Linked DNA regions of Homo sapiens: regions 1, 2 and 3 are each linked to region 4. Evidence: chromatin contacts called from ENCODE Hi-C or POLR2A ChIA-PET data. All regions are on one chromosome and are shown on one strand. Each heading gives the region's core, a stretch centred on a gene start or an enhancer-like site at or near the end of the contact. The rest is flanking DNA. Distances are from core to core; before and after follow the strand shown. Region 1 holds the start of SBF2 (SET binding factor 2). Region 2 holds the start of TRIM66 (tripartite motif containing 66). Region 3 overlaps PLEKHA7 (pleckstrin homology domain containing A7). Region 4 holds the start of FAR1 (fatty acyl-CoA reductase 1).

What was found. Hi-C counts contacts between places; a loop is a spot of excess contacts on that map. ChIA-PET counts read pairs that join two places held with the same protein, here RNA polymerase II (POLR2A). Pooled maps may share reads with other maps.
Region 1: a pooled map shows a loop between it and region 4 (11-fold over the local background). The contact joins the promoter of SBF2 here to the promoter of FAR1 in region 4. A Hi-C loop is called at or near these places in 1 of 168 maps with a recorded cell type or tissue (naive thymus-derived CD4-positive, alpha-beta T cell), 1 of 37 single-sample maps with no recorded cell type and 7 of 50 pooled maps.
Region 2: a loop to region 4 is called in a map of CD4-positive, alpha-beta T cell, with 17 times the contacts of the local background. The contact joins the promoter of TRIM66 here to the promoter of FAR1 in region 4. A Hi-C loop is called at or near these places in 3 of 168 maps with a recorded cell type or tissue (CD4-positive, alpha-beta T cell and CD8-positive, alpha-beta T cell), 1 of 37 single-sample maps with no recorded cell type and 11 of 50 pooled maps.
Region 3: a loop to region 4 is called in a pooled map, with 28 times the contacts of the local background. The contact joins the enhancer-like site here to the promoter of FAR1 in region 4. A Hi-C loop is called at or near these places in 1 of 37 single-sample maps with no recorded cell type and 5 of 50 pooled maps. POLR2A ChIA-PET finds 5 or more read pairs at or near these places in 1 of 52 experiments (activated T-cell).

The regions. Positions count from the first base shown.
Region 1 is chr11:10,292,284-10,295,598 of GRCh38, reverse strand. SBF2 (SET binding factor 2) reads left to right here and starts at 1,380. Exons shown (of 40, transcript NM_030962.4): 1 at 1,380-1,584. The coding sequence starts at 1,530. RefSeq lists silencers at 1,243-1,292, 1,413-1,692, 1,723-1,802, 1,843-1,982.
Region 2 is chr11:8,680,609-8,683,914 of GRCh38, reverse strand. TRIM66 (tripartite motif containing 66) reads left to right here and starts at 1,250. Exons shown (of 25, transcript NM_001388022.1): 1 at 1,250-1,314. RPL27A (ribosomal protein L27a) reads right to left here and starts at 1,123. Exons shown (of 5, transcript NM_000990.5): 1 at 1,099-1,123; 2 at 650-713. The coding sequence starts at 1,101. RefSeq lists enhancers at 202-844, 1,171-1,360, 1,561-1,630, 494-1,693 and a silencer at 851-1,050.
Region 3 is chr11:16,900,803-16,903,953 of GRCh38, reverse strand. The region is part of intron 3 of PLEKHA7 (pleckstrin homology domain containing A7); the gene reads left to right. Among named protein-coding and RNA genes, the nearest start is that of SNORD147, 24 kb to the left of the region's middle. Within about 2 kb of position 1,678, at least 7 of the 41 ENCODE cell types and tissues checked have a DNase peak (open chromatin) inside an H3K27ac peak, as active enhancers do.
Region 4 is chr11:13,667,218-13,670,635 of GRCh38, reverse strand. It overlaps FAR1 (fatty acyl-CoA reductase 1), which reads right to left and starts at 1,968. Exons shown (of 12, transcript NM_032228.6): 1 at 1,830-1,968. RefSeq lists an enhancer at 1,409-1,458 and silencers at 1,539-1,818, 1,929-2,418.

The DNA.
Region 1 (3,315 bases), core at 131-2,630, 3.4 Mb after region 4:
TTTTTTTTTTTGGTTTAATTATTTTCAGGATCAAACTATCTTCCCTCCACGTTTGCAAATTCAGCTGATTCAGTTTTACCATTAGCAACTGACATAGAGGTCCTGGAGTTAAAGTATTCCTTCAGTTTCAGTTCTAGTGCAGCCCAACCCTCCCAATTTGTAGATGAAACAAGTGTGGCAGAGAAAGGGGAAATAGTAAATTACAGCAGAGTAAATCTTCAGGAGCTGAGATGTCAACTCTCTCAGTTCAGAGTTGGAGCCATTGCGGCTTCCTGCTGGTCGTTGGGGAAAATCGCACATTTACTCATTTAAAATATTTTGTAGGCACCTACTATATACTAGACGCTTTGCTAAGAGGCCTTGTCTTATGTGTAAATATGAAGGATCAAACCCTCAATTAATAGTGAGCAGTGATAAGCAACCACAAAGACAACTTCTAAACCACGGAGATTTCCAAAACTTTGGTCTACCACTTGTACAAATTCTACTAAAACTTCGTGAGATATTAACAAATGACAAAGTGAGTTCACCTGAATGTCACACCAGCCAAATTCGAAATGGTCAATAGGAGGTTCAACAAAAAAGCAAGCGACTTTGATAATCCCGAGACGGAAGGACGGGACCATCTATTCATTTTTGTGCATGTTTGAGCAGGGAAGTTGGAAGTCCACCTGCTCGGGCTGCGAGAGCCCTGGGACCGCTGCGAGGGAAGCAAGCCGAGGCGTGCGGGGCTCCCCAGGGAGAGGCCAGCCCAGTTCGGGAGGATCCCGGGGATGCCGCGTTCCTCGGTGGAATCTGGCTCTCCCGGGCGCTCCGGGGGAAGCCCAGGCCGACCGCCCCCGGCCCACCCGGCATTGAAACCCGAGGCTCCTTGGAGGATTGCGTAAAAGCCTCTCCCTCCCCCGTCTGCTCGGTGGCATGTTTCTAAAATTCCCATCTACACAACATAAACAGGAAACGTGCAGCAAAAGCCCTGTCGATGCAAATTCCTTGCTTCCAACCGAGGGCGGGAGAATTTCATCTTTGGTGGTGGTGGGGAGCAGAGGAAGCAGCCAGCTTTCCAAGTGACCCCTCAACTCTCCACATCCCTTCTTCCAAATCCAAACAGAATAGAGAAGGCGGAAGGAAGGACCCCCTGCTTTAGGAAAAATAGGGAGGCAGAGGGGGCCGTGAAGCAGCATCCAGGCCTCAAAGTGAACCACCTCCAGGGGCCGCGGTGGCGGCGCGTGGCGGGAACACGCCCGACCGCCCACTCCCCCAGCGCAGCAGTCCGCGAGGCCCGCGGAGGGTGGAGGTGGGCTCGCCGCCCGGGCTTGGGGCAGCCGAGCCAGCGCGGGTGGGGGCGGGGGAGGAGCGGGCACTAGGCGCCGCGCAAGCGCAGAGCGCGCCTCGGTTGTCAAACATGGCTGAAGCGCTGCCGCTGCCGCTACTGCCGCTGCAGGGAAAATGCTGAGCCCTCCCGGGCCGGGTGGGCGGCGGCGGCGAGGGCGGCGACGGGGACCCGCTTCCCGAGCGCGGCGGCGGCGGCCATGGCCCGGCTGGCTGACTACTTCATCGTGGTAGGCTATGACCACGAGAAGCCAGGTAAGGGTGTGGGGCGGCACCGCCCCCGGGCCTCCCCGCCCCCCGGCCGCTGTCCAGTGGGCTCCGCGGGGCCGGGCGTCGGGGACGGGCGTCGGGGAGGGCCAGGCCGAGTCTCGGAGGAGCGGGCGGTCGGCGTCCGGCCTTCTCGGCTGGGCTGAGCCTGGCGGTGGGCGTGGGGGGGCCGGCACGACGGTAGGGGGAGGGAAGACGCCGCGTCTGCCCAGCCCCTGGGCGCACCCGCTGGGCGGGCCGGAGGCGAGTTGGGGTCTCGCGACCCTCCCGCTGGAGGCTGCAGGGTACCCGGGGCAGAGAGAGCCCTGAGATTGGGCCCAGGACCGCAAGGCTGGGAGGGCGGGAGCCAACTGTGCTAAGTTCCTCGGGGATAAACTTCTGCCCTGCATCCTGAGTGAGTAACCAGTGACGCAGGGGGTTGTCCTCTCCGAAAGGAAGTGCTGAGAGTCCAGTGCTAACTCACCCCTGTGCTGTTGGGGGCCTAGTGACCTCCCCAAGGAACGCGTGGTACCAGGGAAGGGGACAGGATTCTTTGCACTTTTACCCCTTTCTAGGAAATGCTCCCTATTCTTTCAGGACAAATGTGACGGTCACTTCACAGTGACATGACTTGTCTTTTAACTAAGGACAGCCAGCTGACCGCTGAAGGTGATCTTGTTTCACTTTAATGTGTTTTCATTGTTCTTTTTATTTGTCACAGAATTTTCGTCGTAAGGAACAATTGGGCAAATGCATTGTATTTTACACTTTAATTGACGGACTTCCACAACTTAAGAGAATTCAGGGTTCATGCACGTTTATTTCTGTATTTGTATTCTCTTGTATTACTATGTAGCTAAGCATAATGTAATAACAAATTGAGCTGGGAAACCACTTCTATTTTAGGGCAATTCTAGTCCCACATTTGCAAGGAATTTGAGATATCAGCTCTACAGCCCCTTCATTTTTCAGAGATGCTGAGATTGTGTTTTCCTGATGGTTACAGCCATTGGTAGCTCAGAATACCATTGTTCTACCCACTCTTGGTCCACTCTCTCTTTCATTATTCCTCTCCTAAGAACTTCCTCTCCTTTAGTGGGAACCTTTCATGTTCTTTTCTCTTTCACCAGTCATGACCTGATTGAGGTCAATTGTTAAAGAGAAAGTTTAAATGTTTAAACTTCTGGATCCAAAATTTTATTTCCTAGTAATTTGGCATAGTCTGATGTTTCTTTTCTATCAAGATTAAGTGTGGGAAATCAGTTTTTTAACCTTTAGTTTTTAGTGACATTGTTCCGCCTCCCCCCCTCCCCACTTTTAAACAATTTTTTTTTTTTTTTTTTTTGAGACGGAGTTTTGCTCTGTTGCCCACGCTGGAGTGCAGTGGTGCGATCTTGGCTCACTGCAACCTCTGTCTCCCGGGTTGAAGCAATTCTCTGCCTCAGCCTCCGGAGTAGCTGGGATTTACAGGCGCCCGCCAACACGCCCGCTAATTTTTGTATTTGTAGTAGAGACGGGATTTCACCATCCTGGCCAGGCTGGTCTTGAACTCCTGATCTCGTGATCCACCGGCCTCGGCCTCCCAAAGTGCTGGGATTACAGGCTTGAGCCACCACGCCCGGCCAACAATGTTGAAACAATAACAGACTTGCAAAAAAGTTGCAAGAATGGTACAAAAAATTCTACCCGCCCCCCAACAATTTGAGAGGAAGCTGTTGACCTGATGCCCTGTCATCCCAG
Region 2 (3,306 bases), core at 1-2,500, 5.0 Mb after region 4:
AGGTCAGGAGTTCGAGACCAGCCTGGCCAACACGGAGAAACCCCCGACTCTACTAAAAATAGAAAAAGAATTAGCCGGGCGTCGTGGCGCACACCTGTAATATCAGCTACTCGGGAGGCTGAGGCAGGAGAATCGCTTGAGCCCGGCAGGCAGGGGTTGCAGTGAGCCGAGATTTCGCCACTGCACTCCAGCCTGGGCGACAGTGATCAGTCTCACACACACACAAAAAAGCTACATGCACCACACAGCCTTCTCATGCATCTCAATACTTCCTCGCACAAAAGCAGAGTGTTTCCCAGACTTCTGTGTCCCGCTTACGCTGTTCCCACCCTACCGATGCCGGTTTTCAGCAATGCGATTACTTTAGGATTCCGGGTGAAACATCTTTTCAGGTTCCACATCACAGCATTCCCACAGTACTCCATGTCTTCAACTAACCCAATACCGTGCCTGCTCAATTCCTATTACCCCACTGATGTGAAATTCCTTAGAACTGGAATACTAGAGGATCGTCAGAAAAAAATCAACAGCTGTGCAACTTGACCACAAAAAGGTCTTATTCTAACCCACTTATAGGCTACCGATCTCCAGACTAGCTAAGCACCCGAAGAGAGCCCAAGGCCCACCCCGAGGGGAAGCCGGCACTTACCTATGCGGCCGTGGCCGTGGCTCACGTGGCCCCTAAGTTTCCGGGTCTTCCTCAGTCTGGATGGCTGTGTGGAAAAAGCTTGGTGGTAAGGCCTAAGGAATTAGGGGCAGGGGGCGATGCCCGCCAGCCGAGATGGTCCTGTAAGCCTGTGGGTCAAAGACCTAACTTCTGGAGCGTTTGGGAAAGCTGAGGGTACCGATCCGCTCAGGGCCGTGAGGTCTCACCACGGTAGCGCAGGGGCCCGCGTGTCCTAGAGATCCGAACCGCGGGCCTAACACACGGCTCCGGGAGCCCCGCCCCGGGCCCGCGCCGGCCACCCTGCCCCGCAGGCGGCCATGCGCAGCCTGGAAGCCCCGACCATGGTAGGGAGTGGATGACTAGGGGCAATGGGAATACAGCTTAGGGGTCTCCGCCGGCAAGGAAGAGGAGGCAAGAAACGAAACACCTACCATGTTGGCAGCCCAGACGAAAAAGGAAGGCCTTCGCCAAGTCTCGCGAGGTATCGGCCACGGGGGCGGGGCAAAACGCCTCACTTCCGGTCACAGAGGCCGGGCTTCGGGCGGGGCCTCCTGGTCTCGCGGGATTGCGCGCCTGCTAGTCGCTTCCTCTTTCTGAGGGTGGTGATCCCCCATCACGGAGTGTCCTGGTGGCGGTGTACGGTTTCGGTGAGGCTCGTTGTGCTAGGCTCGGAGGGCGAGAACTGTTGAAGAATCGGGGCTAGGTGTGCTGTACTGCACGCCGCCCGTGCTTGCTTGAGCCAGGCCCTTTTCTGGCGCCTTGGTCAGGGAACCGCCTAAGCCGACCCTAAGGGCCTCGTTGTCTGAGCTCCTCACCAAATGCGCCAGCCCTGAGCCGCCCCGCGCACCTCCACAGTTCTTAGTGGTCTGCCCGGGGCTGGTGATAGTGGCTACTGGTTTGTCTCCCGGCCGCAGTGCGGAACCGCGAGGCCCTCTTTAATCCTCAGTGTGCCCACCTGGTGTCTCGCTCGGTTTCCTGAAGCTCGGGCGGCTCCCGAAATGCCTTCTCCCGCTCTCACACTTCTGAGTGGGCACTGCAGCTTCCTTTCTCTTTTGCCCTTTTGCTATCATTTGGTTGTCCTCTCAAGTTTGAGCAACTTAAATTGCTTCAGGGACTTAGATGCCTGGTTGCTTTATGGTCCTTTTAATGCAGATGTTGTAAATACTTTTTCTAAATGCCACATTTAGGCCAGGCGCGGTGGCTCACACCTGTAGTCCCAACACTTTGGGAGGTCGAGGCGGGAGGATTTCTTGAGGCGAGTAGTTCAACACCAGCCTGGGCAACATAGTGAGACCCTCGTCTCCACATACAAAAGTAAATAAGTAAAAATAAATGCTATTTTTGAATTTTCTCCAGAATCTACATAACACGCCTGTGACCCTTTCCTGGACACAATGCAGACAGTTGCTCGCTTCCCCACCTGTACCACCACACAATCTAGTATAACCCTTATGTAATTTATTGACCTACGTTTGTCTTCCCTACTAGACCTAATTCCTTATGTGGTCAAGGACTGTTTTTTTTAATCCACACTCAACTAGTGATTGTTGAGTGAATAAATGAACTTACCCTCACCTCCCTGTCTTCGCTAATAGCAGCATGTCTTCGCTCTTAAGTCGGTTCCTTCAACCAGTGTTCAAGATCCCATCCCCTCGCTAGTCTATTAATAGATCCCATGGGAAAAATGAAATAAATTTTTAAAATCCCATCCCCTCAGTTATTCTCTGTGTGTATGTGTGAGCGTGTATTTATTTATTTTTCTTTGTCTTGCCCCCTTCAGCTAAAATATATTTTAGCTAAAATATCCAAAATTCTGGCCGGGCGTGGTGGCTTACTTCTGTAATCCCAGCACTTTGGAAGGCCGAGGCGGGCGGATCACGAGGTCAGGAGATCGAGACCATCCTGGCTAACACGGTGAAACCCCGTCTCTACTAAAAATACAAAAAATTAGATGGGCGTGGTGGTGGGCGCCTGTAGTCCCAGCTACTCGGGAGGCTGAGGCAGGAGAATGGCGTGAACCCGGGAGGCGGAGCTTGTAGTGAACCGAGATCGCGCCACTGCACTGCAGCCTGGGCGACAGAACGAGACTCCGTCTCAAAAAAAAAAAAAAAAATTCCAAAATTCTCCCATGTCCTTGCCCTTACAGCCAAGCTCCCCAAAAGAGTAGTCTACAAATCCTGCCCATTTGCACCTTCCCATCCATTGTTCACTGCGGTCTAGCTCACAGCCTGTGACTTCAGTGAAATTGCTCTTACTAATGTCATTAATGAACGAATTGCCAAATTGGACTCTTCCTATTCTTCATATCACTTGTTCTTTCTGTTGTACTTTAATCTGTTGGCGTCTTTTTCTAGAAAAAGTCTTGCCTTCCTCCTACTCTTTGGTCACTTTTCAGTCTTCTTTTCAGGTTCTTCCATCCAGCGTTGTCCACCATTTGAATGTTGATGTTCCTCAGCCTTCTGTCCTTGTCCTTATCTTTTCACAGTACATGGTCTTCTTGGGTGGCTTCAATTCACATCCTTATTGCTGAGCTCCACACCCATATGGTCACTTAATTACTGGTTAGTATTCCTTGGACATTCTACAGACAAAGTAAACATATCCAAAGAACTCAATCTGCACTGCTCACTGGTGCCTTC
Region 3 (3,151 bases), core at 429-2,928, 3.2 Mb before region 4:
GAAGAATGAAGTTGCAGCGATCCTTTTCCAGTCTCTGAAGGAAGAGAACATGGCAAGAAGGACAAAAACTGAAAGGCCTGTTTGCTGTCTGACTGTGTGCTGCCCCAGGTGGCTGCTGAAACTAAATCAATTTGTGGAAGGCATGGAAGAGTTTTCTTAGTTTGATTATGTCTTTTGGAATTGAATGGGCAAATAGAATTTCTTTGAAAGATGTCTCTATTTCTGCCTGGAGGACTCTGTAATTTGGACGTTGTGAGAAGAGCCTATCTTTATTTTGAATTTGGAACCATTGACTCCCCTTTCTTTATGCTGTGAGTTATTTATATGCCAAGAAGCACAGTGGAGGCCTTTTCACCTTCTCATGACTTTAAGAAATACAGGAAAACAGCATTCTCTACAATCCATAATCCCTGAGTGTTGGCAACAAAAAAATGAAAGATATTCTAATGTAGGCGTCTGTGCAATGGTGATGGGTTATGGATGGTCAATGAGAACCTTGGCTGCCAGTCCTGGGAACTGATCTCAGCCTTCCCTGGGACCCTCTGGATGAGGGGATCCTCATTCACCTAACTGAGCAAACATCCCAAACATGCTCTGTTTGCCCATTTATTCATTCCATTCATTAATGTACTCATTGATTCCATTTGGTTCACTTCAGCTACTGATCACCTAATGTTATATGCCAGGCCGTGTGCATGGCTGTAATTATAGAGCTGTGACTAAGACCTTCCTTCCTTCCTGTTCAGTCAGGGTTCAGTAGCAGTAGTGAGAAGTTATTCTCGCTTTTCTAAACAGAAATGGATTTAATACAGTGAACTAGGTGTTTACATCATGATTGGAAGGGTGCAGGAGTAGGCTCTAGGCTGACCTTTGGCAATGATAACTAAAACAAGACTGTGAAAATGGCCCATAAGTAATTGTTTTCATTTTCCTTTTAATTCAACTCTTTTGAGCTCCCCTTGCCCTTTGCTCCCAACTTCTCTGTCCCAGATCTTAGGCTCTCTCCTTATGGGAAGAGCTGTTTCAAAGCATTTATGGATTGTAAAGTGTGAATAAGGGTGTTGTTAATAATAACTGTCACTTGCTGACTGTTTATTGTGTGCCCAGCTGTCTGCTAAGTCCTTTACCTGTGTTATTTCAATCCTCACATCTGTTGGGTAGTTAATATTATCTCTACATTGCAGAGAAGGAACCTGAAGCTAATAAAAGTTAAATGACTTGCCTAGGATAATTCAGCTAATAAGTAACATTTGAATTCAGGGAGTGTCTCTGTCCAGAGGTACTTGCAGTTTAAAAGACAAGCTGGGCCAAAGAAGATACACAAATGACCAATAAGCAAATGAAAAGATGCTCAGCATCATTAGCCATCAAGGAAATGCAAAACAAAACCGTAATGAAATACTACTTTACACACCCTAGGATGTTTATATTAAAAAGGACAGATACTTTAGAAGTGCTGGTGAGGGCGTAGAGAAGTGGGAACACTGATGCACTGCTGGTAGAAGTGTAAAATGGTGGAGCCACCTTGGAAGCCAGCTGCACGTTCTCAAAAGGTTAAACGTAAAGTTACCATATGAGTCATGAATTCCATTCCTAGGTATATACCCAAGAGAAGTGAAACCATGTCCACCTACACAAAAACTTGTACGCAATTCATAGCTACATGATTCATAATATCCTCAAAGTGAAAACCCAAAGTCCGTCAACTGATGGGTGGATAAATAAAATGTGGTGTGTCTATATAATGGAATATTATCTGGCCATAGGAAGGAATGAAGTACTGGTACATGCTACAACAAGAACGCAACAATGAACCTTGTAAACATTATGCTAAATGAAAGATGCCAGTCACAAAAGATGACCTAGTGTCTAAGCCTATTTATATGGAATGTCCAGAATAGGGAAATCCAGAGAGATAGAAAGTGGATTTATGGCTGCCTAGGGCTGGAGCTGGGGTGATCGCTAGAGAGTATGGGACTTCCATTTAGGGCAATGAAATGTTTTAAATTTGATTGGGGTGATGATCGTATAACTCTCAGTATACTAAAAGCCATTGCATTGTATACTTTATTTTTATTATATTTTGAGACAAGGTCTGGCTCTTCTGCCTAGGCCGGAGTGCACTGTGTGATTTCCACTCACTGCAACCTCCACCTCCTGGGTCAAACCATCCTCCCACCTCAGCCTCTTGAGTAGCTGAGACTATAGGCGTGCACCACCATACCCAGCTAATTTTTTTGTATTTTTTGTAGAGATGGGGTTTTGCTATGTTGTCCAGGCTGGGCTTGAACTCATGAGCTCAAGCTATCTTCCGGCCTTGGCCTCCCAAAATGCTGGGATTACAGGCGTGAGCCACCATGCCCAGCTACACTGTACACTTTAAGTGAATTGTTTGACATGTGAATTCTATCTCAATAAAGCTGTTCCTTCCCACCCCCGAAAAAAGAGAAAAGACATATTGGGAAGGATAATGCTTACCTAAATAAATGAGTTGCTAGTGGTGGAATTTAGAGGAGAAAGGATAAACCCCCATGCAGTTTTCTCAAACTTTTGGCTTATATTAGTTTGTCTTCACTATAGTAAAGTGAAAAAATGGATTTAATTTAGCACAAAATTAAATATTGAGCTCTCAGCCTATTGTCTGGCTGGTGAGCCTAGAGCTGATTTATTTTTTCTTCAGCTCTCTGCTTTCCTAGACAGCTTTTTTCCATTTTTCTCTAAGGAGTATATATTATTTTTTATAAGTAGGGAACCAAAAATGTTTCATAAAATATGTATCCCATTGGGTCATACAAAAAGAACATCATGGCTGGGTGCAGTGGCTCATGCCTGTAATCCCAGCACTTCGGGAGGTCGAGGCAGGCGGATCACCTGAGGTCAGGAGTTCGAGACCAGCCTGGCCAACATGGGGTGAAACCCTGTCTCTACTAAAAATAAAAAAATTAGCTGGCTGTGGTGGCGGGCGCCTATAATCCCAGCTACTAGGGAGGCTGAGCAGGAGAATCATTTGAACCTGGGAGGTGGAGGTTACAATGAGCTGAGATCGCGCCACTGCACTCCAGCCTGGGTGACAGTGAGACTCTGTCTCAAAAAAAAAAAAAAATAAAAAATCATGACTTCCACATGTTATGCCACTTGAGGTAGTTAGAGA
Region 4 (3,418 bases), core at 719-3,218:
AAAATTTATGTGGAATTTTTATGGATAAATTTATGGAATAATTTTGGCCGGCGCGGCAGCTAACGCCTGTAATCCCAGCACTTTGGGAGGCCGAGGCGGATGGATCTCTTGAAGTCAGGGGTTCGAGACCAGCCTGGCCAATATGGTGAAACCCCGCCTCTACTAAAAATACAAAAATTAGCCGGTGCGGTGGGGCATGTCTCTGTAGTCCCAACTACTCGAGAGGCTGAGGCAAGAGCTGATCACTTGAACCTGGGAGGTGGAGGTTGCAGCGAGCCAAGATCGCGTCACTGCACTCCAGCCTGGGCAACAAAGCGAGACACACACACACAAATTTATAAAATAAAAACAAAACAAAACAAAAATTATAAAATAATTTTATGGAAAATGTATGGAATAACAGGGCCTGGGTGGGGTGGCTCACCCCTGTAATCCCAAGCCTTTGAGAGGCCACGGTGGAAAGATCTCTTGGGCCGAGGAGTTTGAGGCTGGAACGAGCTATGATCTCGCCACTGCACTCCAGCCTGGGCGACAGCAAACCCTGTCTCTGTTTACTTTTTAAATTAATTTGAAAAAAATACATCAGGATTGTACTTATACGTTAATTCTCACTTGTATTACTGTAAGAGATCTTGCATCATTTTTATGCTATATTACACATGCCCAACATGACAGCTGAGAAACTCCCCTGGAGGGCAGATTTTCTGAGAGTATCTTCTGATGTTGTCTTTAAACCAACACTTTTTTTTTTAACATAAAGAATTAAGGGATTCCTGACTGCCATCTAGTCAAAAGCAAACAATATGTATGCCATTACTTCGGAGGGAGTGAGTTCTTGTGCTGCTGAGGCAAAACGAGATGAACTGTCACAGGGATGGCAGGAGGGGTGGAGTGTAGGAGGAGGATCAGCCCCAGTAGTGAGAATTAAAAACTCTTTTGAGTATTTGGCCCTCCACTAGCAGTAAATTAACCTTCAAACCTGACCAAGACACTACCTGAGACCCTCCACTCTCCGACACCGCAGAATCAGACAACTGTTCTTGCTCAACTACTCATAAAAGATTCACAGCCTTCACCTACCACACATAAATCTACCGCGTTTGCTGCTTGTATACTTTGTCCTAACAGACCAACTAATGCCTTCTAGTCCAATAGCCTCCCGTCCACACCTCACATAAAACCTTCTCAGCCACCTTCCGGTTTCAGTAGGTGCCTCTTACTCCAGATCCACGTGTCCCCAGTTCTCCAGAGACCTTCACCTTCAAAACCCAAGCCCGTCCCCCCTTCACTCCCAGCTGATCTCCACCCAGGCCCTATCAATCCTTACTTCTAATAGGCCAACCACACTCCCCGGCCCCGCGCCTTCTCCCTCAGCACCCTTTTCTGAGCATCACCTATTTCCCACCACTTTCTTCCTCCCCAGACCCGGAATCCTGCAATCACTAGGCCTCCCTTTGCCGCTACCCTCCCGCGAGCACGCGGAGCCCGCTGCTCGGCTAACCACCCCGCCCCACCTTCGCCACCTCTAGCGGCCTCCCACCCCAGGCGGCTCCCCGGGCTCCGCGGCTGCAAACCAGGCCCCACCGTACGTCCCCCACGCGGTCCCGGCCCTGTGAAGGGCGGCGGCGGGGCAAAGAGGGGCAGAGACCACCCGGGGTGAGGCGGGCGCCCTCACTTCTGGGCGTACCCGGGCGGGGGCGGGGGCGGGACGGCTGGTCGGCGCCCCCGCCTCGGCCAGGCCTGCAGCCCGAGCTCCCGCAACCACTTCCCGAGCCAGGCGAGGAGGAGCCCGCAGCCCGGCCGCTCCCGCTGGCGCACCCCCTTCTCACCTAGACGCAGAGGCTCAGGCCTCGCTCTCCCACTGGCCGTCCAGCAATAGCTGCGCCGCCGCCGCCGCCGCCGTCGCGCTCTCTTCACTCGCTTTTCCACCGCCCGCGACCGGCTGCTGAAGAGCGGACGGGCAGTGGCACGCCCATTGGCTGAGGCCCGCAGTCGCGTCAGCCGGCCCCGACCGCACCTCGCGACGTGACTGGCTGGAGCGGCGCCTCTTTTCGACATCCGCTTTTGATTGGCTCTCGCGCACACCCTTATCCGCAGGACCAGTCATCCTCCTCCCTGCTTTAGCCTCTCACCCCCAACCCGGTTTCCCTCCGGGCGGGAGTGGGGCGGGAGCGGACGCCCGCGGAACGCGAACGGCCAATGGGGGCGCGGAGAGAGGGCCGGGAGGTGGGCCCTGCGGCCGGGAGGCTCGCGGGGGAATGCTCAGCCAATGGGCCCGCGCCCCACATCTCGAGTCCTGGAGCGCCCCCGCCGGCTGCTGGCGTCCTGTCGGGTCGCGCCCAGGGCCACGCCCGGCTGTCCGTCGCGCGGGAGGGGCGCCAACTCCCAAGGTTGGGAGCACGCAGCGAGGCCCGCGCGGGAGACAGCGGGGCTGCCATTGTGGCGTGCTTAGCGCTATTATGGTGGGGCCCGGGGGCCCTCCGGCCATTGCTGGGCGTGAGGGATCCGTTCGGAGAACTACCAGCTTGGCGGGTGTGGCCCGGGTCGGTGAGAGCGAAGAGCTCTACGGACCCCTGGAGCCTCCACGGGTCTCGCCCAGTCCCAGGGGACTGTGGGCCCATTCATTCCACCTTCCACTTCCTCCAAAATAATTCCCTACAAAACTTACCGGTAGTGATAGGAGTTAGAATAACGTTTACTTCTGAGGGGTGGGGCACGAGGGAACCTATGGAAAGCTGGAAACATTGCGTCTTGATCCTGGTGGTCGTTCCGGGCTGTGTACACATGGAGGAATTCATCGAGCCGGACACTTAATAGTATTACCACATTCATACGGCTCATTTTTAAAAAATAATAAAAGGATCATGAGAATTCTGTAATAATATTACCACAATCTTTGGGCTCCGTGGGACTCCATTGTATAAACAGTCCGCATTAGGATTTAGCTGTCATTCAAAACATGCAAGCCATAGGAAGAAAAAAAAAGATTTGTGAGAAGCAAAAATGAGTGAACGCTCTTGGCACGGTGAATAGCATGCACAGGTTGGTATTTAGGGATGGATGGCTCAGAGTGATTTTTCTGTGGGGATTTAGAGCTTGTTTCAGTGCCTGGCCCTGTTAGTAGCTAAAAGCAGTCATAGTGCTGCATCCAGTTGGAAACTACAAAAGCTCACTGAACTGCCTACTTTGTGGCAGATGTTAAGTTCTGGCTCAGGAAACTAATTTGAATGCCATGGCTTCTGCCTCGATGAGCTCACAGTCTTGCAGCAAGTACTGTCATTTCTGGAGGAGGGCACAGAACACAAAGCTAACACACTTGCTTACCCTCAGGGATGTCGCATTCCGCTACTTTAGGCAAGACAGTGTATGCCTGGAACCCATCCAGTCCAATAGCCATAGTCATAAATAGCCAGGATCA